3 separate regions of the Homo sapiens genome follow, and all the other regions are linked to region 3. A link is an interaction called in ENCODE POLR2A ChIA-PET data of the cell type or tissue named here. Cell type or tissue: A673. All regions are shown on one strand. Links, peaks and the distances in the headings refer to the core of each region. The heading gives the core; the rest is flanking DNA. Region 1 overlaps AS3MT (arsenite methyltransferase). Region 2 overlaps CNNM2 (cyclin and CBS domain divalent metal cation transport mediator 2). Region 3 holds the start of INA (internexin neuronal intermediate filament protein alpha).

Region 1 (10,326 bases), core at 3,434-8,433, 400 kb after region 3:
CATATACAATTCTGTGTTCCTCAGTAAATGAGATTAGCATCTAATGAGTAGCACGCCTTTACTAACTTACTAAATAATAGTATAAAATGATTTTTATTTAGTTAATTACCAGAGAGATTTAGCATAATTTTGTTCTGGATTCAGTAATCAAGTCAGCTTGGATCATTCACCTTAACTTTTCCTTTAGCAGCCATTTCCACTAGTTTCCATTAAGTAGTGTTCTATAAACTTTGATCCAAAGCAGAATCGATTTCTTTTCTGTCTTGTGACTTAAAGTTCTGTGACCGTGATGCATGTGAGTGTTCTGACTTCATCTGTTCCTCTAACTACACTGTTTCCCTCACCATGGCATTCATAGGATGAAACGAATGACTGCCCAGAATGAGAATTTGTCCAGATTATTCAGATAAACATCATAAAGCAGAATACATGAATAAATAAGTAGAACATAAATAAAATTCCAAAATACTCAATGGGAAATGACTAGTAATATAGGCTTTCAAGAGTTGGTACTTTTTAGCTATATTTGCAGATACTCTGGGATTTTAAGGAACTGAGAAAGCAGCAAAGTTGACTAAATTTTATATTTCTTGTCCTCTAAATATTTTGATAATTTCTGGATTGATGCAGTGATGTTTTTGTTCCTTCTGTATTTATAAATGAAACACCTTTTTTTAGTGTTTCTAAACCTAAAATCTACTTGGTTTGAAGTCAAGTGGTTGGAACACTGTTTGACTTTTATTTGAAGCATGTTGTTGATTGAAAATTTCATTGAGGAAGTTTTCAATCAGTGTGATCAGTTTGATTCTGTAATGAGCACAGCACCTAATATTTTGAGGAGCTCTGTTTTGAGGACCAATGCTTAACGTGGACTTCGTTCATAAACAATATCCAATAGATTTGTTGACTTGAGGTCTGGTTTTTTTGTTGCTTTTTTTCCTAATAGAATTAAGAATTCTAATGTTGAAATTCTAATGTTGAAAAACTGCCCAAATTTGTATGGGACAAAGCCTAGAAAAGAGAAATGTAGATTGCATCATAATCTAAATCATGGTATGATAGGAAAGGGAAAGTTTTGGTGCCATAATCTCTCCTTTCACTGGTGTTGGACTTAAATCAGTTAAAATGTATTTCTGTACCACAATTTATGCTTCAATAAAAGTTTGTCTAGTGACATTCAGAAAAAAAAATAAAAAACAATAATAATAGAGCCAGAATTTGAACCCAGGTATCTGATTCCAAAGCCTGAACTTTTCCATTTTGAGAAAACAAATCTTACTATGCACAGGGCAGTAAAAATGCCAATTAGTGCCATCATCCAACATTAAAATTTCTTAATTCCTTGACACAATTAAACAATTGAAATACTATTGTACATACTCCTACTCTTTTCCATCCTACTTCTCTATAGCCCTATTAATCCAATGTCTGAATGAGGCTTCTTGTAAAAAGTTTTCTTAGGTGTGTAATGGTATTGTGATTATGCAGAGGGATATTACATTCCTATGGGACGCATGCTGAAATATTTAAGGGTAAAATGTCATAATATCTGCAACTTATTTTCAATGGCTCAGCAAATAAATATATATATATATATACACATATAAACACACAAACATGGAAAAATGTTCTCAATTGCTGAAATATAGGTAATGCCTATGTGGGTATTCATTGTACTATTAACTTTTCTGTATTCAAAAACTTCTTTTTTTTTTTTTTTTTTTGAGATGGAGTCTCACTCTGTTGCCCAGGCTGGAGTGCAATGGCATGATCTCAGCTCACCTCAACCTCCACCTCCCGGGTTCATGCAATTCTCCTGCCTCAGCCTCCAGAGTAGTTGGGATTACAGGCACCCACCACCACGCCCGGCTAATTTTTGTATTTTTATTAGTAGAGATGGGTTTTCGCCATGTTCGTCAGGCTGGTCTCGAACTCCTGACCTCAGGTAATCTGCCTGCCTCAGCCTCCCAAAGTGCTAGGATTACAGGTGTGAGCCACCGCACCTGGCCAAAAACATTTTTATAATAAATATTGAGGGCTGGGCACGGTGGTTCACGCCTGTAATCCCAGCACTTTGGGAGGCTGAGGTGGGCACATCACTTGAGCCCAGGAGTTCAAGACCAGTCTGGGCAACATGGCAAAACCCCATCTCTACAAAAAATACAAATATTAGCCAGGTGTGGTGATGAGTCTGTAGTCCTAGCTACTCAGAAGCCTGAGGTGGGAGGATCGCTTGAGCCCAGGAGGTCAGGCTGCAGTGAACTATGATTGTGCTACTGCACTCCAGCCTGGGTGACAGAGCGAGACCCTGTCAATAAATAAATAAGTATTGGGGAAAAAATGCTTTTTTACTCCACTTGAAACACACACATACATTTAAACACACACACAAACAAACCAACACCAGAAAAATGGGAGGCAATGCAAAGTCAAGAAAAGATAGCTGGAGCAAGGGCAAGAGCAGAAAGAATACCAGAAGTCATGGAAATTGTTTTATTTACCTTAAATGTAAAATTGGCATCAAACATTAGTTCTTTTTCATGTCCTGTAATTCCTCCATTGTAAATAACTTGGCATCTCTTGGTTGGTCCTGTCTTAGAGTGTTTGAAGAGGCGAAATGTTGCAGAAACAAAACGACAGTCACCTAAAAATAGAATTTATTCACGGTTCATCTCCAGCACTCCCCCAGTTGTTGCCTTGCTCAGCAGACAAGGAGCAAACACGTTATAAAGATGATTTTCTTCCTTGCATGTCATCAGTTATCTTTCTGAGCACTTCACTCTATTTACTGAATGACTTCAAAGTGCTTTATTAAATATCAAAATTTTTGGGGGGTTACCATTGTACAGGAGGCAAGATAGCTATTTCCAGATAACAGAAAGTATCCCTCAATGAGACTCCTTCAGAAGTTACTTACTAATCACCACATTTCAATCATTCAAGCTGTAGTTATAATAGTCCCTGCTGTCTGTCATATCTTACCGATAACTCTTTCCAGTTCCTTGTTTTGAATTGTAATGAGATTGGCAGTGACCAAACGTGGAGGGCAGAACCCAATTTTTTGAGCAAGGACAGCAAGTTCCTTCCAGTATAAAGCACCACCCAGACACTCACCTAAAAAACAAACAACAACAAAAAACCACAGACCAGCCAACACTTAATACAGTATTAAGGGAACTATTCTTCTATATAATTAATTAGGACATGGTATTAGTTAAAACATAGATCCTAGCAGTAGAAGCTAACTTGAGCATCCCTCCAAGGTCTAGAAAGCCATGGTTAAGACTGGGTGTGCTAGCTGATGGTCTCTAGGAACCATTCTTCAGGACACTCACTGGTGGATTGGTTCTACTCAGCTGCAAGCATAATATTCATGTATGCAGTACGCCACATTCTGAAAAGCACTGTTATGTGAATAAAGTAGTATAAAAAATAAATCATAGGCCGAGCGCGGTGGCTCATGCCTGTAATCCCAGCACTTTGGGAGGCCGAGGTGGGCAGATCATGAGGTCAGGTGTTGGAGACCAGCCTGGCCAACACAGTGAAACCCCATCTCTACTAAAAATACAAAAATTAGCTGGGCATGGTGGCATGCACCTGTAATCCCAGCTACTTGGGAGGCTGAGGCAGGAGAATCACTTGAACCCGGGAAGTGGAGGTTGCAGTGAGCCAAGATTGCGCCACTGCACTCTAGCCTGGGTGACAGAGCGAGACTCCATCTCAAAAAAAAAAAAAAAAAAAAAAGAAGTTATCACTGGGTTATATGATTATAAGTAATTTTTTTAAGAGATAGGGTTTTACTATGACACCCAGGCTGTACCTGAACTCCTAGGCTCAAGCAATCCTCCTGACTCAGCCTCCCAAATATCTGGGGTTACAGGTGTGTGCCACTGTGTCCAGCTTAGTAATTTTTTCTTTTTTTTTTTTTTTTTTGGCACTTTCCAACTTGTTAACGGTACCTATTTATTATTACATAGTAAGAATAAAGTTAATATTATTTTAAGAATAAGAACTTTTGATTTCATAGACTGATGAAAAGCATGCATTTATCTCAACTTCCAGACTATTAAAATGATAATAAAGGAATAAAGAACACAATAATGATGAGAACATAAGGGGACTAAGAGGACACCAGCTTGGGAACAATTGTCCTCATTTCCACACTAGAGTTTTCAAAGTATTTTTCCCATTCTTTATCCCATTTAATCTTCATAACAGCCCTATAAGGCAGATTGTATTATTATTTACATTTTACAATTTGGAAAACGATAACTCAAAGAGATGAATTAAACTATCCAAAGCCCTATCACTTTTGAATGGCAGAGGAAGAATGGAACCTTGGCCTCATGGCCTAACCCCATGTGATCTCATATAGCCTCATCCTGGCTATTAGCAGAAAGGAGTTCTGCACATGTACAACCATCTGCCTTAATACTAAACTAAACAAAATCACCTACCCCATAAAACTTTGTGTGTCCTGATTTCTTCTGGCAGTTCAAGGCTCGTATAGACGTCACTGAAATATAACTCCCCACCATGCTGAAACAGAGGCATATTAGTCCAAACAAGATGATTAATGATTACATTGACCCCACATAACAAAGAAAGGAATAGGGGAACAAAATCAAATTTAAAAATCAATAGCAATGTTTAAGCTGACCCTTTGTGAACAAATAGCAGCTGCCTCTTTAGTTACAATCAATAGTCAAGTGCCAAGGTTTTTTTTCCTCCCAGTGGCTTATCCAACAGGTAATAAAATCACATTCTAAGAGTGTCTGTCTCCTAAATAAAGATTTTCAGGTTACTTACATTTAAATTTTTAGCCAATCTGAACCAAAAGCAGCCCCAGGTCATTGTAGAACAGAGGATATCATCAGTATTCATAATCTTTTATCTCTTAAGAATAGTATAACTTTGCCAGGTATGATGGCTCAGGCCTCTAATCCCAATGACTCAGGAGGCCGAAGTGGGAGGCTTGCTGGAGGAGAGCAGTTTGAGACTAGCCTTGGCAACACAGCAAGACCCTCTCTCCCATATAGAAATTTAAAAACTAGCTGGGCATGGTGGCATGTGCCTGGAGTCCTAGCTACTCAAGAGGATTGTTTGAGCCCAGGAGTTAGAGGGTACAGTGAGTGTCACTATCTGGACCCCTCTAACTCAGGAGTTAGAGGGGTACAGATAGTGACACTGCATTCCAGCCTGGGTGACAGCAAGACCCCATTTCTATTAAAAAATATAACTTTTTGTAATGTTGTTATTTACTTTTATAACAACACATTTTATCTTTAAAATATTATCCTTAAAATGTAAGGCAAATGAGTGATCAGGAACTTAACATTTTATTTAGCTAATTTCAAAAACCTGGAAACCTGGAGATCTAGATTCTATAATAGTGTTTCTACCTTTTATAAGTACATTTTTGGTGGAGATAGTGAACTGGCGTGTAAAATGACATACTAACAAAGACATCACTAAATCATTAAATCATTTCTATATAGATATTTGTATTTGAGTTCTATGACAGCTTTGTAAACCAAAAATCTCAAAAATCTGTTGTCAATTTAAAAAAAAATTTTGGCCAGGCACAGCGGCTCATGCCTGTAATCCCAGCACTTTGGGAGGCTGAGGCAGATCATGAGATCAGGAGTTCAAGATCAGCCTGACCAATATGGTGAAATCTTGTCTCTACTAAAAGTACAAAAATTAGCTGGGCATGGTGGCACACGCCTGTAGTCCCAGCTACTAGGGAGGCTGAGGCAAAAGAATTGTTTGAACCCAGGAGGCGGAGGTTGCAGTGAGATGAAATCCTGCCACTGCACTACAGCCTGGACAGCAGAGTGAGACTCCATCTCAAAAAAAAAAACATTTTTTTAGAGGCAGTGATCACACTATATTGCCCAAGCTGCACACAAACTCCAGAGCTCAAGCAATCCTCTTGCCTCAGCATCCAAGTAGCTGGGAGTACAGGCATGTACCACCCACCCAGCTAGAATCTTTTTTTTTTTTTTTTTTTTTTGAGATGGAGTCTCGCTCTGTCTCCCAGGCTGGAGTGCAGTGGCACGATCCTGGCTCACTGCAACCTCTGACTTCTGGGTTCAAGCTATTCTCCTACCTCAGCCTCCCGAGGAGCTGGGATTACAGGCACGCACCACCACACCCAGCTAATTTTTGTATTTTTAGTAGAGACAGAGTTTCTCCATGTTGGCCAAGCTGGTCTCAAACTCCTGACCTCAGGTGATCTGCCCGCCTCGGCCTCCCACAGCACTGGGATTACAGGTGTGAGCTACCGCACCTGGCTGAATATTTCATCTACTATCATGAAGATACACATCTCATGATACAATGAAGGCTGTGGAGCTCCTGCAAGCTTTCCTTTTAGCAAGTAGTTAATGTAAAAGTTCCATCTTCTGTAACTTCCCAAAGATCTGAAATCATGACAGATAAGAAATCAGAAGCCCTGAGAAACACTGTACATGCTAGAAGAGAGTATATTCAAAGCAATCATTAGTAGTCAGTGCAAAGATTCCTATAGCTCCACAGATGCTCTTCTAGGATCATGTACAGCAGCAAATAGGAGAGACAGTCAAGAAAGCAAATACCTTAACACATTCAGTGACAACTGTCACCTCGGATTTACTACCTTTTGCAACCTAAGAGGGAAAGTAATCCATATCCGGGGTATTCCTGCCCCTTCCCCCTTTTGCCACCCCTTATTCATTTAATGGATAAATTAAGAGAGTTTGAGCTCTTAGTTCAAGGGGGAACAAACAAGACTTAACCCATCAGCTCTTACTGATGTTCAAAGATAATTTATCTCACTCTCCTCCTCACCTTCAGCACCCGATATGCCTCCTGAAGCACTTGTTGTTTATCAGGCACAAGGTTAATAACACAGTTTGATCTAAAAGAGAACAGATGAAATGTCGAGCAAATCTTCACAACACTCAGAGATCTGCAAATCCTTTCAGACCCTAAAGGTGGTTCCCACCGTTCTGTCAAAGCTACCCCATTCTTACCGCCTCCCTCCTCTCTTTCTAATGCCTTCAACTAAGCTTTTCCCCAAGATCAGAGACAGAGTGCTTAAAATCTCAATAAATTGTTAGCAAGTTTGAATGTGCAGAAAATAACATCAGGCATGATTCTTACTTGTTTCTGTCCTGATGTTCACCATGTAACAAGATGAAACCTCAGACCAGATGCCTACTGCACAAGGCATTTCTTTCTTTTTTTTTTTTTCCCGAGAGGATGTTTCACTCCTGTTGCCCAGGCTGGAGTACAATGGCGCAATCTCGGCTCATTGCAACCTCCGCCTCCCGGGTTCAAGTGATTCTCCTGCCTCAGCCTCCTAAATAGCTGGGATTACAGGCATGTGCCACCACACCCAGCTAATTTTTGTATTTTTAGTAGAGACGGGGTTTCGCCATGTTGTTCAAGCTGGTCTGGAATTCCTGACCTCGTGATCCACCTGCCTCGGCCTCCCAAAATGCTGGGATTATAGGCGTGAGCCACCGCACCTGGCCGGCACAAGGCATTTCTTATGCTTCACGTAAACAGGCTATGTTCCTCAAAGGCAGCTGTCACTTGGGCATGATTTGACAATAACAACTTGAGGGAAAAAAGGAAATAGAATCCTATAATTTACCATGAAAATATTATGAAAGATACAGGTCAGCATGTATTGTAGGAGCAAACTTAGTGGTCCTGCTGGTCTTTTGGGTTCATTGGTTTGTGGTTAAGTTTCAAGTAAGTTCCCTCTTGGTCTGGTGTGTTCTGCTGCTGGTGAGCTCCAGCAGCTCAAACCAGCTCTCTCCCATTAGTAAGCCATGCTAAGTTTAGTTTAACACCCTAAATGAGAGTCAATTCAGCAAACAGTAATAGTGACATCTCTGTGTTCAAAAGGAAATGAGGGCTGAGCACAGTGCCTCACACCTGTAATCCCAGCACTTTGGGAGGTGGAAGCGGGTGGATCACCTGAGATCAGGAGTTTGAGACCAGCCTGGCCAACATGGTGAAACCCTGTCTCTACTAAAAGAAGATTTAAAAAATTAGCTGGATGTGGTAGCGTGTGCCTATAATCCCAGCTACTTGAGAGGCTGAGGCAAGAGAATCAGTTGAACCCGGGAGGCAGAGGTTATCGTGAGCTGACATTGGGCCACTGCACTCTGGCCTGGGTGACAGAGCGAGAGTCCATCTCAATAATAATAATAATAATAATAAAGAAAATGGGCTATAGTCATAACAGTAAGAATATAGACCTACACAACAATATCATGGCTCTCATTCTTGATTCCAGCCTCTCCCAACTTCTCAATGTAGCCATGAATAAAAGTCACATTAGATGCCTGGAAGCCATATTTTTCCATGTGATAGTCAAGATACTTTTCAGCCACTTCCACCTAAAGTAAGAAAAATATAGTTTTGATAACATTTTGAAAAAAATACACAACTTTTTCCTAAAAATTTCCTATCACTAACAGAATATACTTCCCCTAGATTATTTTGGATAAACATACAAGATTCCTGTGGACACGTAGGATATACTACAACCTGGGACATAAACTCCCTGCTGCCCGTGCAGTTTGGCTTGAATAAACTCCTCATTCAATAACAAAATCTTTCAGGATAGATGGCAGCAAGAAGGGAAAGATCAAAGTCCACTCTATCGTCACGATATTCATATCAGAGCAAACCTCCGACTCTTGTGTTCGCCCAGAAGAACCCCTAATTGTTCAAGTTATCAGTTTCCAAGACAGGAAGCACTAGTGGCACAAATGAGCATTGCTAACTAGAAGCTTTCTTAAATTATCCTTGAAGAGCCACGAAGAAAACAACTTTATTTTTCAAATAATGCTTTTGAGAATCTTTTTCTCCTTGTCTTCCAAATCATGCCTCACCTGGCCTTTGGTCATGTCTATTCCAGTCACGTGTCCTTTTTCACCAACCAGCTGGCTAAGTACATAGCAATCTCTGCCACTTCCACTACCCAGATCCAAAATCCAGCAGTTTTCTAGATGCTCAGGGATCACCAGACCACAGCCATAATATCTGGGAAATGGAAAACACATATTTTTTCCCTGGAGACTGTAAGACATGAAACCACTAAATCTTATACATACTTCCCTCCTCCCTCCCTCCCTCCGTTCCTTCCTTCCTTCCTTCTTTCTTGCATCATTCACTCATACTTCTGATGTTTAGTCTCCACTGAACTGGACACCCATGAAGGCTGGGACTGTATCTGCTTTACCACAGTATTGTTGGGCATGTGCTAGGCACTAAGACTTCATAAGCCATCTAAAATAATGTGTTCAGGCTGGGCGCGGTGGCTCACGCCTATAATCACAGCACTTTGGGAGGTCAAGGCAGGCGGATCGCTTGAGGCAAGGAGTTGGAGACCAGCCTGGCCAACATAGTGAAACCCTGTCTCTACTAAAAATACCAAAAAATCAGCTGGGCACGGTAGCAGGTACCTGTAATCCCAGCTCCTCGGGAGGCTGAGGCAGGAGAATGGCTTGAACCCAGGAGGCAGAGGTTGCAGTGAGCAGAGATGGCGCCACTGCACTCCAGCCTAAGGGACAGAGTGAGACTCCGTCTCAAAAATAAATAAATAAAATAAAATAATGTGTTGAATAAATACATTTAATCATTAGCTGAGCTTCTAATTCAGGCCCAGGACTGCGCTAGTTATTGAGGAAAAAATGTAAGGTTTCTGTCCCATAGGCGTTTTTTGTTTTGATTTGTTTTGTTTTGTTTTGTTTTGTTTTGTTTGAGACGGAGTCTCGCTCTGTCGCCCAGGCTGGAGTGCAGTGGCGCGATCTCAGCTCACCGCAAGCTCCGCCTCCCGGGTTGACACCATTCTCCTACCTCAGCCTCCCGAGTAGCTAGGACTACGAGCGCCTGCCACCACTCCTGGCTAATTTTTTTTTTTTTTTTTTTTTTTTTTTTTTTTGAGACGGAGTCTTGCCCTGTCACCCAGGCTGGAGTGCAGTGGCTCGAACTCAGCTCACTGCAAGCTCCGCCTCCCGGGTTCACGCCGTTCTCCTGCCTCAGCCTCCCCAGCAGCCGGAACTACAGGCGCGTGCCGCCACACCCGGATAATATTTTTGTATTTTTAGTAGAGACGGGGTTTCACCATGATAGCCAGGATGGTCTCGATCTCCTGGCCTCGTGATCCTCCCGCCTCGGCCTCCCAAAGTGCTGGGATTACAGACATAAGCCACCACCCCCGGCCTTTTTTTTGTTTTGTTTTGTTTTGACTGAGTTTTTCTCTGTTGCCCAGGCTGGAGTGCAGTGGCACAATCTCCGCTCACTGCGACCTCCGCCTTCCAC
Region 2 (10,326 bases), core at 3,354-8,353, 350 kb after region 3:
CATACAGACAGTAAATTAGTTGCCAGTGACTAGGGGGAACAGAAAATGAGAAGTGACTGCAAAGAGGTATGGAGTTTCTTTCGGGGTGATGAAAATGTTCTGTAAGTAGACAGTAGTAATGACTGCACAACCTTGTGAACATACCAAAAAGCATCAAATCACATACTTTAAAAGGGTGAGTTTTAAGATATGTGAATTATATCTCAATTTTTAAAATTTTAAAAAAGAACCAACTGTTTCAGCAGTAAAATGTTCCTCAAGAGAAATGGAATGAGTTCCTTAATACGAGCAATGGTTAGTTTTCACAAGATCAGGATTCATAATGTTCTTAGCAGATTTGAATTTTTTCCAGGTATATCATGTACAAAGTTAACAAGGAGATTTTCACAAAGACTGGCTATGATCACCCCACCCTAATACATCAACTATTTTCATTTTTTCCACGTTACCTTCCAGTGTATACATATATATATTTTTTTGCATGTCTATATTCCGTGCAAATAATCAGTGCAAATTTTCCCATATTGCTATGTGGCTTTCAAGATTATCACTGAATGGTTGGAAATAGTTCACATTTATAATTTTCTTAACTCTTTCTCCTCCACTCCTTGCCTTGAAGTGTTAGATATTTACTTCCAATTTTTCACTGTTTCTAGATAACGCTGCAACACACATACAACATAAAAAGCTAACATAGCTCTTTTCTTCTCTTGGATCACTGAATTAAGATTTCCAGGGGAAAAAAATACTAAATCATTTTTATGACACCCAGTTGCCTTCCAAAATCATTATAAATTTACACTGCTATAAGCAATACAAACTTGCTATATTAGGCATTACCATTTTTTATACTTTTTATGCAATCAGTGTTAAAATATTTTATCTTTTTTGATCTTCCTTTAGTCTTAAAAGTCTTTGGTTATTCAAGGGCTTCCAAAATCCACAAGCACTTGCTTTTAAAATGCATGCCAATGTTCACAGCAGCATTATTCATAATAACCAATCATAATGGCCAAAAAGTGGAAACTGTCTAAATGTCTATCAACGGATGAGCGGATAAACAACTCAAAAGACTTGTTGTCTTTTTCAGTTGTTTATGATTAAAGAGAATGAAGAATTATTTTAAAACACAGTATTCTTACTCTAAGGAAAGTAGAACCTATAATAAATTGTTCTGTTTTCCTTAAAAATATATATGCATGTAGTCACCTTGTCAACTGCTAGGAAAATAACAAAGCTTAGGATTCAATCACAACAAAAAGGAAAAGAAAAAACCTACAATAACTAGTCACTTTTTTTTTTTTTTTTTAAAAAAGACATGCTCTTGCTCTGTCACCCAGGCTGGAATGCAGTAGTACAATCACAGCTCATTGCAGCCTCAAACTCCTAGATTCAAGCAATCCTTCTGCCTCAGCTTTCCTAAAAGCTTCCTAAAGTGCTGGGATTACAGACATGAGCCACTGCACCCAGCCTAGCCACTCTTTTTTTTCTTGTTTTGAGACAGAGTCTCGCTCTGTCGCACAGGCGGAGTACAGTGGCATGATCTCGGCTCACTGCAACCTCAGCCCCCTGGGTTCAAGCAATTCTCCCACCTCAGCCTCCTAAGTAGCTGGGACTACAGGCACATGCCACCACGCCCGGCTAATTTTTGTATTTTTAGTGGAGACTGGGTTTCACCATGTTGGCCATGCTGGTCTTGAACTCCTGACCTCAAGTGATCCACCCACCTAGGCCTCCCAAAGTGCTGGGATTACAGGCATGAGCCACCACGCCCAGCGAGCCTAGCCACTTTTAGATTTCAACACCAATAATAATTATAAGGACACACGCTAAAATGTCTCTCTTGACTATCAGGCTCCAGTCAAGAGAATGACCAAGAACAATTGCTATGGTTTGAATGCGTCCTCTCAAAATTTCATGTTGACACTTAATCCCCACAGTAGTGATATTAAGAGGTGGGGCCTTTGGGGGAAGTGATTAAGCCATGGGGACTCTGAACCAGCGCCTCATACAAGTGCTGGAGGGAACTAGCTTAGGCCCTTTTCACCTTCCATTTCTCTGCTATGTGAGGATGCCATATGAAGGCTCTCACCAGACGCCAGTGCCAGTGTCTTGATCTTGGACTTCCCAGCCTCTAGAACTGAGAAATAAATTTCTTTTTTTTTTTTTTTTTGAGACAGAGTTTCACTCTTGTTGCCCAGGCTGGAGTGCAGTGGCGCAATCCCGGCTCACTGCAACCTCCACCTCATGGGTTCAAGAGATTCTCCTCCCTCAGCCTCCTGAGTAGCTGGAATTACAGGCGCCCACCACCACAGCTGGCTAATTTTTTGTGTTTTTAGTAGAGACAGGGTTTCATCATGTTGGCCAGGCTGGTGATCTTACCTCAGGTGATCCACCCGCCTCGGCCTCCCAAAGTGCAGGGATTACAAGCATGAGCCACAATGCCCGGCCACCTTCTATTATTTTTAAGTTACCCAGTCTGTGGTATTTTGTTACAGCAGCACAAACAGACTAAGATAACAACCAAGAGCCTACAGAAAGAATTGTTATAATAAAAATACTGGTTAAGCACAAAGTGCCAGGTACTGTTAGAAACATTTATATATTTATTAGTACAATAATTCTTACTAAGTACCATATGAGTTAGAAAATATCCCCATTTTACTTTGAAAAAAACTTAGGGTTAAAGAGGATAAGTTACTTGTCCAAAACAGATCCAGGAAGAGCACATTGTTCTTAACCTTTGCATTAACAGATGCTATCCTCCCCACAGCATGTGAATTCAAAAAGAAGCACTCCCACCTCCGAATGACAGCAAGGGAGGGTTAAATAGGATGACACGAAGATCTCACCGTCCATTACAGCAGTGTTTATGTTCAGTCATAGCACTAATGTAACACAGGGAGAGGGTTTGGCATCCCCATTATCCATCAACATCTAAGCTAGACCACAAACCTCTAGTTCCTCCTTCGAAAGCCTGCCACCACCCCCTCCTTTTTTTTTGAGACAGAGTCTCACTTTGTCGTCCAGTGACGTGATCTCAGCTCACGGCAACCTCCGCCACCTAAGTTCAAGTGATTCTCCTGTCTCAGCCTCCCAAGAAGCTGGGAATTCAAGCACCCACCACCACGCACAGCTAATTTTTCTGTATTTTTATTAGAAACGGGGTTTCACCATGGTGGCCAGACTGTCAGTCTGGAACTCCTGACCTCAAGTGATCCACCTCCCTGGGCCTCCCAAAGTGCCGGGATTACAGGCATGAGCCACCACGCCCAGCCAACTGCCACCCCTTTTTATCCCTCTGTATAGACATCCTAGAGTTGCCAATGTCTGTGATGTTGAAAGAAAGAATGCTTCTTATTGTCTCTTCTTTTCAGTGTTGGTATGATTTGGGTTTCTTGTTTGTGTGTTCTGAGAAAAACAAAAAGAGATGAAAAGACAATACTTTAAAAAACTGTATTCAATCCTAGTGATCCACTTCCACATGTTTGAGTTTAATAGTACTCTTTATATGTCAAGCAAATCTTAATGAATTGAAAGTTTACTGTCAATAACATATACATACACACATATATATATATTTAGAGAAAAGGGCTCATTTGAAAAATATATACCACTTTATAAGTAACTACGCATCTAATTACACTCTACAGGTTTGCTCTTAAAAGTTTATGTAAGGCTGGGTGTGGTGGCTCACGCTTGTAAACATAAAATTTTATATTGAAAATAAAAGCAGGGGTCAGGCATGGTGTCTCATGCTTGTAATCCCAGCACTTCAGGAGGCCGAGGAAGGCAGATCACTTGAGCCCAGGAGTTCAAGATCAGCCTGGACAACATGGCATGACCTCGTTTCTACTAAAAATACAAAAAAAATTAGCCGGGCATGGCAGCGGGTGCCTGTAATCCCAGCTTCTCGGGAAGCTGAGGCATGAGAATGGCATGAGCCCAGGAGGTGGAGCTTGCAGTGAGCCGATATCGTGCCACTGCACTCCAGCCTGGGCAACAGTGCGAGACTCCATCTCAAAAAAAAAAAAAAAAAAAAATTAGCTGGGTGTGGTGGCACACGCCTGTGGTCCCAGGTACTCTGGAGGCTGAGATGGGAGGATCACTCGAACCTGGGAGGTCGAGGCTGCAGTGAGCTATGCTAGCTAGCACCACTGCATTCCAGCCTGGGTAACAGAGCAAGACCCTGTTTTGAAAATAAATAAGTAAAAGCAGGAAAACCCACAGAACAGTTCAGTCTGTTTTGTGGGTTTTCTTGGTTGATGATATTTTAAATTGTGTTTAGATTTGCTAATAATTAAAATTAACCAGCCCCTCACAATGGTTAAGAATGCTTCAGGAAAGATAGTGTGTAATCCCCATAAAAACCAAGAGAAAACGCAGACAAGTTCCTTTCCCGCTTCATCCAGCTCCTACTTAGTCAGGGCTGGTATTTAACTAGGGTCTCTCCTCACCTAAATGTCTATGCTCAGACTTCGGTGATCCTAGTAACGCAATAACTTCTACAAATCAGCATGATTCTCTGTGAGAATTTCACTTATATTATTTGTTAAAACTTGGGAGGTGTGTGGTACAGAGGGTACACAAATGCACGAATAGGACATGGGCTTCAAATGCTTTGATGAACATTTCCATGGAAATTTTACAGATCTGTATGTACTGTGAACAGAAATGAAAAGTCAAGGAAGCTTCACCCCCACAGTCCTAACCAAATCCAATCATCATTACTCTCACAGAAGAAATAATCAATGAGAAAACAAATCATTAAAGGATATCCAAAATAAGCTAAGTCAAATAAAACATCTTATATTTAATTACCTGAGGCTTCAAATAACCTAGGTATCAACACTCATTTCCTAAAATACCCTCCTAGTCTAACCACAACAAAGTAAAAAACTCAGTTAAACTAAGATAAAAATAAAACATAAAATTAAATAAAAATGAGCTCACACACTTGGACTTATTTTCTATATAATAAAATGCTTGTCAAAAATTGCTTGAATCCAGGGCATCTAACATATTGACAGGAAAATCACGAGACCAATAAAAACCAACGGTAACACTCACTATTTGTTTTTTCAATGATGCTGCTACCTTCATCTCTGAATAACTTGGGACCAGAAGACCAGCCTGCTGGAGCAGGAAGAACTCCAATCTAGAAGTCAGGGACATGGGATCTAGTTCAGTTGATGCTACTAGCTAGGTAGGTGGCCCTAAATAGGTCATTTACTTTGTTTTTTCTCTTTCTCAGGGTTTACTTTCCTTAATCAAGGGGCTGACTAGACCAGTTTTTCCTAAACTCACCTAACCATAAGAAGTACCCCAGGGAAACTGTAAACGACATGGATTCCAAAAGCTCTTTCCCAATTCAGAGGTCTCTGGGTGAGGCCTAAGACCTTACTCTTATTAAGTGACCCAAGTAAATCTTTTTTTTTTTTTTTTTTTTTTTTTTTTTTGAGATGGAGTTTCGCTCTTGTTGCCCAGGCTGGAATGCAATGGTGCGATCTCAGTTCACCACAGCCTCCGCCTCCCGGGTTCAAGCAATCCTCCTGCCTCAGCCTCCCGAGTAGTTGGGATTACAGGCATGTGCCACCATGCCCGGCTAATTTTGTATTTTCAGCAGAGACAAGGTCTCTCCATGTTGGTCAGGCTGGTCTTGAATTCCCTTCCTCAGGTGATCCACCCGTCTCAGCCTCCCAAAGTGCCTGGATTACAGGCGTGAGCCACCGCACCCAGCCCCAAGTAAATCTTATCATCAGGTAAATCTGGCAAACACTGGACTAGATAATCCTCAAGCTGCCTGCCTTCCAGCTCTGATTCTGTATTATCTGGATATTTCATAATAGTGTTCTAAAAACACACAAAATTACAATCATTTAATGTATGTTACTGCACAAAAATAAATGTACAACATCATGAAAACAAATATATCAGCTCCCGGTGACACCATTCATACCTTTAAACACTAATAAAAACATCTTCTGGCCAGGCATGGTGGCATGCACCTGTAATCCCAGCACCTTGGAAGGCTCAGATGGGAGGATTGCTTGAGGCCAGGAGTTCAAGACCAGGCCTGGGCAACATAGCAAGACCCTAACAAATACGTATAAAATAATTAAAAAAAAAAAAACAACTTCCTAGATTCAAGGCAAATACAACACTTAATTTGGTGAGAAAAAAATGTGTTTAATATTAAGCTCTCAGTATATTAATATGGAGAGATTTGCTGAGTTATAGAAAGAAATTACCTAATATCTTAGGTGAAAACTGTACAGTGCATTCTTTCCTTGAAGAACAACATTATCTGGTGATCCCACCTGTTACTAAGAAAAAGCTAGAAAAGAGGCTGGCTAAGTCCCTAGCAGCTGTAAATAGCATGCTCTGCAATACTGGAATGCAACTGTTATAAAGCTAAAAGAAAAACAATGAAACAGTAACTGGTTACAAATTCTTCAAATGCACCTCAGCATAGACAACTTGGTGGCCCAATCTTTTGTGAGGACGGTTTTGTCAGGTGAATGGAGAGCCTCTAACATGCTTTCCACACACAAAGGTGGCAGCCTTTCATTTTGCTTTTCCTTCCCCTACACTACATTGCTCTAGTTTTTCTAAAATTCTCATAATCCTCTAGCGGTATTTACTGAATTTATTCTCTTATTTAGACTTGTAAGTAACTACAAAACTAACACACACAAAAAAAGAGAAAGGTTCCTTGCATGGAATACAGAGAGCAGAGTTGTGTAAAGGATGCTCATTAGCAACCAGTTATACAGATAGATTCAAAAATGTAAATAAAAACCAAGATTAAAACACAAAACTGAGTTTGACCAATTACTATGTGACCCTTGCAACAGAAACAGATAAGAAACCAATAGTGAAACATGATTACATAATTTAGCTATGGGAAAAACAGCTGTAGAGCAGCCCATGGAAGAAGCACATTAGTACAGCACATTGTTAGTACAAAACTTTCCAAAATGAATCTTGATGCTGGATATGCAAATGCTGTCAACACAATTCTTTAGACTTAGGATCACACAGGCCAAAAAACTGTTTTAATGGCAAAAAAGGGGACACCAGTTGTTATGCACAACACCACAGAAGCACTGGGTTTAAAGCCATATATATGTTTAAACACATTTCTTTTCTATTGCCCAACAGGCTCTGAGGCAGTGTTGAGACAAAAGACTAAACCTCACACTCAGTAAAATAGAAATGTCAAACCAGGATCAAGGAGAGCAGCATAAGAGAGAGGTTAAGAGAGCAGGTTCTGGTGTCACAAAGACCTAAGTTAAAACCCCAAGGCACAAATTACTGTGTGACCTTGAACAAATCATTTCACCCAAGTCAATTTCCTCATTTGTAAAATGGAGATAATACTTCATTCAGCCATTTGAGATTTAAACAAGGTGATTCATATAAAGCCCCAGCCCCTGTACCTGGCACAGAATACATAGGTAAGTAATAATCATCACCATCATCATGATCAAACTGTAAAATCAGCACAATTACTGTCTCAAATAAAGCCAAGAGTTTCCTGGTAGCCAGAGAAAAAAGACAATCACAGTTCGAATCCAGCCTGGGCAACACAGTGAGACCTTGTCTCTTGGGGAAAAAAAAAAGGAAGAAGAAAGAAGACATTCACATATACTAATATAAAGGTGGCTTTTCTTCCCACATTCAGAACATTCTATTTCCTCCTCTTTAATAAAGAACAACTCAGACTAATTCTCTACAGCTATATACAGGAAAGTCTTCAATACAGAAGTTCTTAACTAGGAAGGACAATTTTGTTTCTTTTTTTTTTTTTTTTTTGAGACAGGGTCTTTGTCCCCAAGGCTGTAGTGCAATGGCACCATCTCAGCTCATTGCAATCTCCGCCTCCCAGGCTCAAGGAATCCTCCCACCTCAGGCCTCCCAAGGAGCTGGGACCACAGGCACACACCACCACGCCCAGCTAATTTTTGTATTTTTTGTAGGCACGGGGTGTCACCAGGTAGCCCAGGCTAGTCTCAAACTCTTGGGCTCAAGCCATCTGCCCACCTTGGCCTCCCAAAGTGCTGGGATTACGGGCATGAGCCACCATGCCTAGCCAAAAGGATAATTTTCAATGAGATCTGGATCTATGATCTAACTGGTCTGGGGAGTTACAATTGGTATTGTTGGGGTTGTTTGTTTTGTTTTGGGTTTTCTTTTGTAAATGAGGAATTTAGGAGAGAGGTAGAGGAAGAAAAAGTCTTCAAACCATTTAATACGCCGTTATTCAGTAGAGAAAAATAAAAGGTTGATTGTTAACACTGTCATAATTGATTTAGAAAATGAAGACATGAAAATCAGGTAAAATGTTTTAACTCAGACATAAAAAAAAGAACCAATATAACTGACAGTAAGGTTAAAGTAACCAAACTGATAATAAAAAAAAAATCCAAGAAAGGGAAGGTGAAAAAATCAATTATTCCCATAGTTTAAGTAACAAATATCCATTCTGTCCTTTTAAGATCATGGCTTAAATTTCCCATTTGCAACCAACTATCTTTGCCTGCTCTTCCGAATATGCCACTAGCTTGAATGTATGCCTTTAACTTGGACTATCTTCTTAACCAAATACATCATTCTAGTTAAAGACAAAAATTAAATCTTGTGCATTATTATTTTTCTAGAATTCATAGGGAAATATTAGTAATTCCATCATTTAAAGAATACATTTCAAAAAAATACTGAGTGGTAATTCTGAAGGAAAAACAGCTCCTCATGAAAATAAATCCATCATAGAAAAATTGTTCAAGGTCAATCAAGCACAAATTTCAAAATAATACGAATTTTGAAATTTTGAGTAAGGGCGGCATTAAGGAGCTGTGAGGTGAAAAACTAAATTCTCAAGGTAAAAAGATATAGAAGTGAAGAAAAGACTTCAGCAAGAAGTACAAACTAGTGTTATCAATTCATGAGTAAATGTGCAAAATTCTAAGTAATAAAAAACTCATGCAATAGATCATCTGTATCAATATTGGGAAATTTAGCAATAGAAAGACTTTCAGGGGCATTTCCAAACATCCCAATATATCTTTCTGTATTACAGATATTACTGCAAAATGAAAGAAGTTAGATGCTCTAATTAACAACTTAGTGGTGAAAGAATGACACCCCCAAAAGAAGCTATGTCACCTAGAGATACTGGACATTTTCTTTTTACTATTTAAGAAACCAGAAGAACCTCCTTCTGCTTTTAAATGCAAATTTACCAATCTTCAAAGCACATTCTGCCCTGTTCCTTTACATAAAACTTACTACAATGTGATCCTGTTCTAGAGAGGACATCATTCAACCAGAAAAATGGCATTAGGACAACCATACACTCTTTGAGTATGTTCAGATCATCACATCCAGTGAGCTGTCACCAGGTACATATCACCTTTTTCAGAGGAGAGACTACTACCAGTGATCAAAATTCTATTTGAAGAAGGGAAACTTGGTTTTGAGGACTATCAGGTCACGAAAGGTTACATACACATTTCAATACCTGCACATGCCCTAGCATCTTAATAATTCAAAAACTCAGCATCCCTTGGTTTTCAAATAACACTATTTACTGGAAACATTCAGAACTTCAATAATAATAGTACAAGTTGCTATTTACCTGTTCATTATATGGTCAAACGAACAAATATAAATGATGTACTGTATAAGCATCTTGGAACGGTGAGAGTTGACGGAGACATACTTCAACTTAATGTATCGGATGATCAAGGTGGAAAAAAAGAACACGTTAAACTGAAAGAGTCAAGAAATAAATAAGCCCCAATAGAGGGATTCATCCCACTGTTAAAGGTTCAAGCTTTCTGCCAAAATCACACTTGGTTTGGGCAACTGTAACTGTTGTCAGATAAATGTAAACAAATAGTGAAGAAGGCTACGGGACATACAGCCTCTTCACAAAAGGCTGGCTAACCTCTAATCTTTCCAAGTTACATATTAATAACTTTAATTTAAAACAACAACAACAACTCTTTTCTAGCTAAGAGAAGTCACATCCAAAATGGGTGATTTTTTTTGGCGATACTTAGTTTACCCCACCCCTTACCCTCAAAGGCAGACCTCAATCTTCCCCACAAGTTGCCAGGCAAGCAGGAACAGAAGCTATAGAAAATGTACTTCGATCTTTGAAAGGCCAGTGTGGATGTTTAAGGAGGAGAAAAAGGACTGCACTGGGTTTACAAAAGCTAGTTACATGTTTTCCAAATGCCTGTGATTAAAGTCCACCAAATGGCATGGCATCAGCCAGCCCCTACCTTCACCTACTCACTGAGAACCCAGACAATGAAG
Region 3 (10,326 bases), core at 1,736-6,735:
AGTCTCAATTGACTGATGGGTACAGAACAAGGAATGACAGTCAGTAGGAAAAATACGTATTATACTGGACCGTGATGCATATATTTCAAAGTGTGTTAAGAGATCATGAGGCCTTAAAGAGATTTTTACCAAGAAATTTTACCTGATAGTTCCTATTTGAGGTTATAATCAATTCTGCTACTGACATAGAATCACTGACATAGACCCTCTAGCTACTGACAAGAGAATCAATATTACTGTGGTAAGAGGGAAAAGAGTCTAGAGTGAGGGAAAAAGGAGAAAGAAGAAAATATGATTATGCAAAGAAGGAGGAGGAATGCTATATGAAGATAAGAGGAGGATTTCATCAGGAACTTGGGTTGCAGTTTTTGCTCTGCCACTAACATCCATTGGACCTCAGCCAGTTTTCTACATTTTAGTTCCTTCCAATCTTCTACTTCTGCATACGGAAAGTTATGTTTACTCTTTTTCTAAGGTGTTCTGAGATCCTCAAATTAGGATTTCAATTTAATATATCTCACATATACATTAATATATGATGAGTCCATTATCTGTTAAATTAGTAGGCATCAGAACAGCATGGCACACAGGAAGAACTCAATAAATGTTAGTGATTTTTATTCTTGATAATATCATACCACATGGCCCTCTATCCTTTTGATGATATAGACAAATTAATCACAAGCCCTCACTATTACCAACCCCTTAGATAACTACGAAAAGTAACATATAACAACACTTTAATATTGGATAGTTGGAGGCATATACCTTAAAGCACCAGATTTTTTTTTTTAATAACAATTTTGAATAAAAAGCCTTTCTAAAGTGGCTTATACCACTCACAATCAGGACACTAAACATAATGCCACCTTCCACAGCAATTAAGGGTCATGATAATAATCAATTTTAAAAATAATTCGGTGACATCTTTTAGGTCATTCGAGGTATATCAGGCTGTTTAATTCTACCCTAAATGGCCCCAAAGTGCGGTGTTTGGATTAGTGTTGATGCTCATTGATTTTCTTTGTTCTGAAAGATGAACGGATCTGCTGCTGCTCATTCTTAACAATGCCTGACTCCAGTGGTCCCCATTCTCCATCTTGCTGCAGTCTTGAAACCAAATAAAAAAGCATTTTGAAATCGTGTTAAGAATGAATAGGCTGGGGGCAGTAGAGGTGCCAAGTTCCTAATGTTTGGCTTAGAGATAGATGATATGTCTCATCAGCAGGTTAATTAGGTCCTTGCTTAAAACATTATTTTTGTTTCACAGCTGTGTTTTCTGAATAAGAGGTGGTTGGGGAGCTGAGTTCTAGACAGATGAGATTTCCTTGAACTTCTATGTTGCAGATTTCATATATCTATTTTACAGATCACTGTAGAGAAAAGCACAACTTTGCTCCTTTCAGAAGGAAGTGTGCTGTGTTCTGACCATTGATTGCTCTTCAATGTCTGGTCTCTTTGTTTGTGCTCTCCTCCCCACATCAGGCTGTGTCTTGCATTGCCCTTCAGAAGCCCTGCCAAAGATGGCCTCCAGCTCGAGATCTGAGCAGAGCGCTGCAGTCTGTCCCCTCCCCCAACCACGCAGCTGCTGCCGGCTTAGCCTGAGGGAACCGGAGAGCGGCACGCCCAGCTCCAGCTGGGGTCTCTCCTGGAGGAGCTAAGACAAACGCTGAGCATCGTCTTAGCTCGTCTGAGCATCGCAGCCCGTGGCTGGAAGGATGCCGGGTGGAGTAAGAGAAATGAATGGCCACACTAACATCTGCAGTGGTGAAGAAGAACGACAGAGCTGTGGATTTCAGCACGTTTGGGGGCCCTGGGTCAGGGAGGCAGTAGTGAGTGCCCCACAGTCTGATTGAAAGAGGCTATTTAGAATTACTGCTCTGCATAATCAACTTGAGTGGGGACGGAGGATTTTTATTTGTGGTTCACCATGCGTGCTTTATTCTCACTCCTACCTTTCCTTTGTCCCCATCTTTTTCTTTCCTCCACCACACTCGAAAATCCTGTATTATACGTATCTCCGTAAACTACTTTACTGGAAGAAGTGGTTTAGATCAATGTACTCCAAAGTCAGTCTGAGGACCAACAGGATGCAGCACTTTTATTGAAAAATGCATATTCCCGGGCCCTACCTGTGAACTGCTGAATCCATATCTTTGGGAGTGGGCCTGATAATTTTTTTAAGCCCCCAATTGACCTTAGAGTGTCACTGGGTTTAGGATCCACTAGTTTAAATTTTTTTCTATAAAGATGCTATCATGGTAGCCCAGGTGACAGTAATACAGTAAGATAGGGAGGGGCAAACAAAACAAAATGAAACAAAAACCAGGTGGAAGAGCTTAAAAAAGATCAAATGTAGCTAATTTTAGAAATGGATCTATCAAGCTATGGATTTATATGCAGCCACTGTCACCTCCAGTCTCCAAGGGGCCAGCCCCTTCCTGCTATTTAATTAGGCTGTACTCCAATCTCATAATGGAGAAAAAAGAGAAGACTTGGCTTGTCTCCCTGGAGAGCATTAACCTGCGGTGATCTTGATCATTCAGCAAGGTCTTTCAAGGAAAGCTTCAACTTTCCAAGACTGACCACAGTAGAGGTCTGAGACCCTGAGTACCCTCCAAGAATGTCTTTGGACATCTTTAACAGAACTAGGACTCTAATGGTGCCGAAGTGGCTATGTAGGCACCAGCATTGCCCTATGTCAGAAATGGAAACCCCATCAGCTTTTTATGCAGAGGGGAGTTGCATTTGGCTTTTGAAGACAATAGCCTTAGCTCTTCCTAATCTCTTCTCTTGCCTGATTCAGACTCTCTCATCCACTATTGTGTACTTACTGTGTCACCGTGAATCATTTTTTACCCTTTCAAAAGTGTAAGAAGCTTTCTCTCCTTAAATAGGCTATCAGCTATCTGGGGCAGAGAAGATGGGACTTTAATGGGGCCTTCCTATGTTTCATAGAGGGTGCCAAGTTTGAAAAGAAAAATGGCCCTACCACTAATCTCTGTAGCAGAAGAAGGAGAACAGCCTCCCATTACTGCAGTGAAAGGTGGGGATGAGATGAGAGGGCAAGAAAACAATGGCTAAATCTCACTGTAGAAAGGGAGGCTTTTCACCTTGGTCAGCACTGCTAAGATTGTTAGAACAGTCAGAGACACCCTTGTGGCATCAGGCCGTTAGGATCTGCAGGTAAGACTTGAGCTCCACCTTAGCCTTAGGTCCCAAGGAGTAGGGAACCAGCTCTCTGTTGTCTGACCTCCTCTTCCACTCCCATCAGCAGGTCCTCTGTGGCTCTAAAGGCTCAAGCTGATGGGGGCAGCACCGCAGAGCTGCAGATGCTGCAGTTTCTCTGTTGTTGTTTTTTGTTTGTTTCCTGTAGACCATGTCTGGATGACGCTACCATTGTCTAATGATGAAAGCCTTTTACAGCAAACAAGCCAGGCAAAACTGTCACTACTTCTTAGAATGTATGGGCTATAACAAGCAGAGAAAATGGAGAAGCCCAATTCAGCTGGCAGCTCTGAGTAAGTTATCCTTTTTTTGTAGAAATACTGGGCTAGCCCTCCAGAAGACCACCTAGCTCGTACTTGGAGGCTTCTAGAAGAAAAAAATGAAGTCTCAATTAGCCAAATGTGATTAATTCAGGCCATCCAGGGGTTAGGGTACATAATGAAAAGTTCAAGTTATGGATTTTGAGGCAGAAATGGAAGTACTTATTTGAATGATAATGCAATACCAAACTAACCTAAACAGTCCAAGCAGGCTTTTTTCCTTTATCAAAGGAAGTTATTGTAACAAACAGCAAATACCTGCACATCAATAAGAATTCTTTAGCTTCTGATTAAAATGTTACTTTTGAGATTTCATTCCTTTCTTGGTTCTATTTTACCAATGTTCCAAGCCCTATTAATCTCACCAAATGTAAACTTTAATCCTAGCTAGAATTATTGCAAGTTTCTGAATTATAGTCATTCTATTCAAAGGAGCTTTTATTGTACCTTGAAACCGAACCACACTATTCCAATTCTTTTCTACACCTTCCATTTACCCTGTCCCCTGCCTCTGTGCCATTTGCGGTCATAATCCCAGAATTTCTTATATAGTAAAACTGAAGACACAGTGGCCTTTGTTGGGAAGAAATAGCCAATCAATACCATCACAGGAGCTTAGAGGACAGGGAAATATGGAAAAAATACATACACTAGAACAAAGAAAAACCATCTCTGTGACTTATCACATGCACTTACAATGAAAAAAATACTAACAAAACAGGAATTTTCAAGTGGGACCTCACAGCTGCTGAGCAAATTAAGTGTTTTTTGTTTAGTGCTAAGCCATCCATGAAAGCCAAAACTGATGTTGTCTATGAGGTGACCTTTGATTGCAGGTAGCCAAGACTGATGTGTTGGTGTTGCAGGAAAAAAAAAATCAAAGCAGTTAATTGCCTAGAGATTCATAACTGGGACACGAGACAGGAGAGACATAATTTCTGAGATGGGAAGAACTCGAGATCAGCACCGTGGACAGCGCCCCGACCTTTCACGTTTTGCCAACCGGCGAACGCTTTCTTAAGGAGGAAATGTCAGCTGGTGGACAAGGGAATCGTGTGTGTGTGTGTGTGTGTGTGTGTGTGTGCTGGTGGACAAGGGAATCGTGTGTGTGTGTGTGTTGGGGAGGTGGGTAGAGCAGGGTGGTTACTACTAGCTCAAGCATCGCTCAGCTTGTTGGCTCCCAATCTCTACTTTTTGGAGCGCGAAAGTCAAGAAAATGGGATAGGACTCTTCCCAGTTCAGGATCGCATTCTTCCTTCAGCCCTGAAGCAGACCATACTCCATAAATAACTTCTAGGGCGCACAGAAAGCTTTTCAAAGTCAACCAAACAAGCCAGATAGCCGAGACAGCACCGCCCACGTAACCTGCCCCGTTGGGCTCAGTCTTACTTTGGGTGGGGCACTGTTCTCCGGGTCGCCGGTGTGTGTAGGCCCGCTTGCTGACAGACAGGCAGAGTTGGGTTTTCGAACCTCAAATAAATTTAAGGGCTTCTTTGTTTGAAGGGCTGGGGCAGGGACATAAATGAGGGGCGTTCCCTAAAATTAACATTAAAGACTCCAGGGTTTTTTGTTAACCAGCGCCTCCAGCCGCGGCTCTTCTCTCCTCTCTTTTGCCCTCCCCTTAAGTCCTGGGGCCCAGTTTTACCAGAGGAAGAGGGTACGCGCGGAAGAGGGCAGGGCACCCCTCCCCACGCCCAGCCCCGGCCCTTACCTGGTAGCCAGCTACCTCGGCACTGTGCCGCTCCTCCAGCTCCAGGATCTGCCTCTCCAAGGACTCGTTGGCCCCGCGCAGGCCCTCGATCTCGATGGTGCGCGCCTGCAGCTGGCGCCGATACTCGTGGATCTCCTCGCGGCTGGCCCGGATGGCCTCGGTGCTGCGCGCCGCCTGCTCGTTCAGGTTGGCAAACTTGGACTTGTACCATTCTTCCGCGGACTGCAGGTTCTTAGCGGCCAGGGACTCATACTGGGCGCGGATCTCCCTCAGAGCCGAGGTCAGGTCTGGTTTAGCCACAGTCACGTCCACCTCGGCCGCGGCCTGCGACGACGCCTGCAGCGTGGCCAGCAGCTCGGCTACCTCCTCGTCGTGCACCTGGCGTACGAAGGCCAGCTCGTCCAGCAGCGACTCCACCTTCTTCTCCAGGTCCAGGCGGGCCAGCGTGGCGCCGTCCACGTCGCGCTGCTGCGCCTTCAGGGCGCGCTCGGCGCCTTCGCGTCCGCGGCTCTCCTCCTCGCAGCGCGCCCGCAGCCGCTGCACCTCCTCCGCCAGCCCGTCGCGCTCCAGCAGGGCCTGCGAGCGAGCCGAGCTGGCCTCCTCCAGCTGCGCGCGCAGGTCGCGCAGCTCGCGCTGGAAGAGCTCGCCGACGCGCGACGGCTCAGCGTGGCGCTGTCGCAGCGCGGCCAGCTCGGCCTCCAACGCGCGGTTCTGCGTCTCCAGCTGATGCACCTTCTCGATGAACACGGCGAAGCGGTCGTTGAGGCCCTGCAGCTGCTCCTTCTCGTTGGTGCGGATGATCTTGTACTCGTTGGTGCGCGCCGCCGCCTGGCTCAGGTCCAGCCCGTCGGACGCCGGCGGCCGGCGATAGGCCAGGCCGAGGCCGAGCGACGAGGCCGAGGAGCAGGCGGCCGAGGAGGCCACATTGCTGCGGGACAGCGACTGCGAGCGGAAGCCGCCCGCGCCGCCGGCCCCAGAGAGGCGGGCGGACAGGCGAGAGCCATCCCCGAACACCTTGCGGTAGGAGGAGGAGGAGCACAGGTAGTGCTCCGAGCCGAAGCTCATGGTGCCGGGATCGGGGCCGGACGTGCGGCTTCAACGCGAGCTACAGAAGAAAGGAGAGGTGCGGCAGGCAGGGCGCGGCGGGGCGGTGCGCCCGGCTTTTAAGGCGCCGGGGCTGGGGCGGCGCGCTGGGGGCGGAGCTCCTGCTCAGAGTCTGGCCGGGAGAGGGAAGGGGGGCATCCAGGAGTGGGGGCGGGGAGGCGCAGTGACTACCGCAGCTGCGCGCGCGACGACCTGGGGCGCCGGGACAGGGCCATCTGCATCGGAGTCGCCCCTTTCCGCAGCGCTTCTCCCCAAGAATCGACTGCTTCGGAAGTGACTCGAGCGGAGGGGTGCCTAAACGACTGAGGTTTCCCATCCGGAAACCACACAGCTCTGTCGCATCCCTTGACCCTATCCCCTCTTCTTTAACCGACTGGGAGGTTAGGGGTTTCTGGGAGGTGTCCCCTACACCCACCCTCATCCTGAGGTGAGGCGCACAGAAAGCCTTCCCGAGGGCGAGGTCGTGTTTTTCCAGTTACAGTGAGGACCTGCAGAGCGAGCCCTTGTCCCCTTCCTCAGGGTCCCCAAGGAGAAAGGTGGGAGATGCTACGTCAGAAAGCATCTCTCCAGCTGCCCCTCTGCAGCTCCTGGGGAGGCTCCGGGCGGAAAGATGTTCAGCAAGTGCCTCTCCCAGAAGAGAGGGGAGATCAGTAAAGAAAGTGACCCCGAGCTGCGGAGAGTGGGGAGAAGCGGCGGTACAGAGGGGAAAAGAGGCCAGACTTGGAGAAGCAGGAGGCGCTGGGAATTGCTGGGGCTCATCGTTAGGGCACTAAAGCATGGCACAGGCCAGGACCACAAGCTGCTGGAAAGGGGGCTGCAGACTTTTGTGTTTAGAGCATTATATTTTAAAATATTTCGAAAGGAGCATTTTTAAACCAGGAGATTTCACCTGTAAAGAAATTGGATTTCTGGCTTCTTCTGAAAATGGGAAGAGCTGGGATGCCCACAGTGGCAGAGGTGAGTTGCCCTTGCCATTTGTATAAGAAGTGTGCTCTCCTGTTCACTACAGTCCCTGCCATTCTCCACTGAATTACGCCCCCCTTCTTAATTCATTTACTTTACCTCTCTGACCCTGTGGGCATTTGAGATTTCAGTTTGTGTAAATCCAGCAGGGCAGGTTCTCAACTGGCTTCAGAGAGCCACTCCCTGTGCAGATCTCTTTTTGGAGAAAAGAGATCCCTGCAAAAAGATTAAACTCCAGGAGTGGGGGAGAGTGCTGGTGACTGAGCCGGCCTCTTCTGCCACATGGTAGGGTTGGTGGGGCAGGGGGTGAGAATCAAAGAATGGAATCTGAAAAGATGAAGGCTGGGAGGGGTCAGTGTGGCGTCTGTAATATGTACCCACTTGCAAGCTTCTAATATCATTCAGGATGTGGATATGGCTTTGGAGAGGGAGTAGGAAGACCTTTTTAGTTATATCCCAGAATTCCAGACTGAGGGCCTTTTATTGATATTGGAATCTTCAAGGACGTAGTTCTAGGATAAGTTTTACTTCATGGGGAAAGGGGAATATGCTTGGGACAGGCCACTAAAGGAAGGGTGAAAAGGGATCTTATGGGACTTTGGAGCATATCTCTTGGCTTTGTGCTTGATGTCATGGAAGATGGTCAGGCCCTGCCACAGCCTGCCCCTCTGGTTCCTCATCACAGACCAAAGCCTTGAGTTGGAGGGACTCAATTCTGAGGTCTTTGGGCTTAGAAAGACCTGGTAAGGTGAACAATAAAAGATTGCTAACACTGCTGAGTAATGATTGTCTGCCAGTACTTGTGCTGGCACTTTTGCATAGGTTTACCTCTGAACCATGCTTCAAGGTGGCCCTCACCTCCATCTTATAGATAAGGCACCGAGGTGCGGGTGCAGCACAAGGTCACCAGCAAGCAAAGACAAGCATACATTCTCTCTTCACTACATAATTCTGCTTAGTGCAGTGAGACTCTTTTTTTTTTTTTTTTTTTTCTGAGACGGAGTTGGCCGGGTGCAGTGGCTCACACCTGTAATCCCAGCACTTTGGGAGGCCGAGATGGGCGGATCACTTGAGGTGAGGAGTTTGAGACCAGCCTGACCAACATGGTGAAACCCTGTCTCTATTAAAAATATAAAAATGAGCCGGGTGTGGTGGCACGGGCCTGTAATCCCAGCTCCTCAGGAGGCTGAGGCAGGAGAATTGCTTGAACTCGGGAGGTGGAGGTTTTAGTGAGCCGAAATCATGCGACTGCACTCCAGCCTGGGTGACAGAGCGAGACTCCATCAAAAAAAAAAAAAAAAAGAGAGACGGAGTTGCGCTCTTCTTGCCCAGGCTGGAGGGCAGTAGCGTGATCTTGGCTCACCACAGGTCAGCGGGTAGGTGTCTGCCACAACATCTGGCTATTTTTTGTATTTTTTTTTTTTTTTGAGATGGAGTCTCGCTCTGTCGCCCAAGCCGGAATGCAGTGGCACAATCTCGGCTCACTGCAACCTTTGCCTCCTGGGTTCAAGCAGTTCTCTGCCTCAGGCTCCCGAGTAGCTGGGATTACAGGTGCCCACCACCACACCTGGCTAATTTTTGTATTTTTAGTAGAGATGGGGTTTCACCATGTTGGCCAGGCTGGTCTTGAACTCCTGACCTCGTGATCCACCTGCTTTGGCCTCCCGAAGTGCTGGGATTACAGGCATGAGCCACCACGCCTGGCCAATTTTTTGTATTTTTACTAGAGACGGGGTTTCATCATGTTTTCCAGGCTCGTCTTGAACTTGACCTCAGGTGATCCACCTGCCTTGGCCTCCCAAAGTGCAGGGATTACAGACGTCAGCCACTGCGCCCAGCCTGCAGTGAGACTCTTGAAGTCTTGTTAATTTCCATGCAGCACGGCCGGCTGCCGTGGCTCCTGCCTGTAATCTCAGCACTTTGGGAGGCCGAGGCGAGTGGATCACCTGAGGTCAGGAGTTCGAGACCAGCCTGACCAACATGGAGAAACCTGTCTCTACTAAAAATACAAAATTAGCTGAGGGTGGTGGCACATGCCTGTAATCCCAGCTACTCTGGAGGCCAAGGCAGAAGAATCACTTGAACCCGGGAGGCGGAGGTTGTGGTGAGCCAAGATCGCACCATTGCACTCCAGCCTGGGCAACAAGGGTGAAACTGTCTCAAAAAAACAAAATATTTCTGTGCAGCCAGAATAGGACTAAGTGGGCTTTGGAAGAGTTTTGGCTGATAACAAATCAGCATGCTGGTTTGTAATTGAAAGAACATTGGACTCAGAGTCAGAGGCAATGGGTTTGAATTGTGGCTTCTGCCACTTACTAAGCATGTAGGGATAACAACACCTACCTCCCAAGAGTCATGAAAGCTTGAGCTGATGCATGTGAAGGTGCTTTTAAGCTGTAGGTATAAAGAGTTATGGTCATCATCATCCTCTTTCAAATGAAAGGAACGGTTTCACATCCATCAGCAACAGGATATGAATTGGGTTTAGGGAGGGGATTGCAGGAAATAGTCCATCACACCCTTGCACAGGTCTCCAGGCTACTACTACTGAAAGTCAGCAAAATGTCCTGGTTGGAGTTCCGCTTTCTTTCCCTTCCCATCCTCCAGTGGAATCAGTACCCCAAAGGCAAAACACACATAGAACAGAAGAAAGTGAGGCAAAAGGCCTAAATATTTCAGCAGAGTGACAGTTGCCCTGGCAAAGATGCATTTTGCATTTTCTCAACAGCTTATCTGAGATTCCAAACTGGTATTCCCCTGTGGGACTTATGCCTCCTCTTTCTTGGCATCCCACCCCACAGGCCCAGATGTTTGGCTTTAATAATTTTAGCACAAAGCTATCCTGCGAAGGAGTGATCTTGGCTGAGCCTCAATCCATAACTCCTTCCAGCTGGCCAGGCCTCCTGAGGGAGTTCCCTGTGTGTGCCAGGGCTGTGTCTTCATCTTCCTCTGATGGCACACTCAGACACCACAGACACGTTGTCAGTCATCCCCAGTTCT

Evidence for each region. Peaks named below come from ENCODE experiments on the same cell type or tissue, not always from the same donor. Only the 100,000 strongest peaks of a DNase experiment are listed, where the experiment ranks them.
Region 1: POLR2A ChIA-PET joins it to region 3 with 8 read pairs; 2 of 35 experiments call an interaction of 5 or more read pairs at or near these places.
Region 2: POLR2A ChIA-PET joins it to region 3 with 6 read pairs; 7 of 35 experiments call an interaction of 5 or more read pairs at or near these places.

Annotation. Positions count from the first base shown.
Region 1 is chr10:102,871,167-102,881,492 of GRCh38, reverse strand. It overlaps AS3MT (arsenite methyltransferase), which reads right to left. Exons shown (of 11, transcript NM_020682.4): 4 at 8,895-9,045; 5 at 8,260-8,396; 6 at 6,832-6,901; 7 at 4,458-4,539; 8 at 2,983-3,114; 9 at 2,502-2,644. It overlaps BORCS7-ASMT (BORCS7-ASMT readthrough (NMD candidate)), which reads right to left. Exons shown (of 15, transcript NR_037644.1): 8 at 8,895-9,045; 9 at 8,260-8,396; 10 at 6,832-6,901; 11 at 4,458-4,539; 12 at 2,983-3,114; 13 at 2,502-2,644. Among named protein-coding and RNA genes, the nearest start is that of AS3MT, 6.9 kb to the right of the region's middle. In A673, for the core only: no CTCF peak of the experiment used is centred there; no DNase peak of the experiment used is centred there.
Region 2 is chr10:102,920,430-102,930,755 of GRCh38, reverse strand. All of the region lies in intron 1 of CNNM2 (cyclin and CBS domain divalent metal cation transport mediator 2), which reads right to left. Among named protein-coding and RNA genes, the nearest start is that of CNNM2, 7.3 kb to the right of the region's middle. In A673, for the core only: no CTCF peak of the experiment used is centred there; no DNase peak of the experiment used is centred there.
Region 3 is chr10:103,273,210-103,283,535 of GRCh38, reverse strand. It overlaps INA (internexin neuronal intermediate filament protein alpha), which reads right to left and starts at 6,398. Exons shown (of 3, transcript NM_032727.4): 1 at 5,260-6,398. The coding sequence starts at 6,324. RefSeq lists an enhancer at 5,379-5,983. In A673, for the core only: a CTCF peak has its summit at 5,952; DNase peaks (open chromatin) are centred at 4,535, 5,875 and 6,445; H3K4me3 peaks cover 1,548 bases; H3K27me3 peaks cover 752 bases.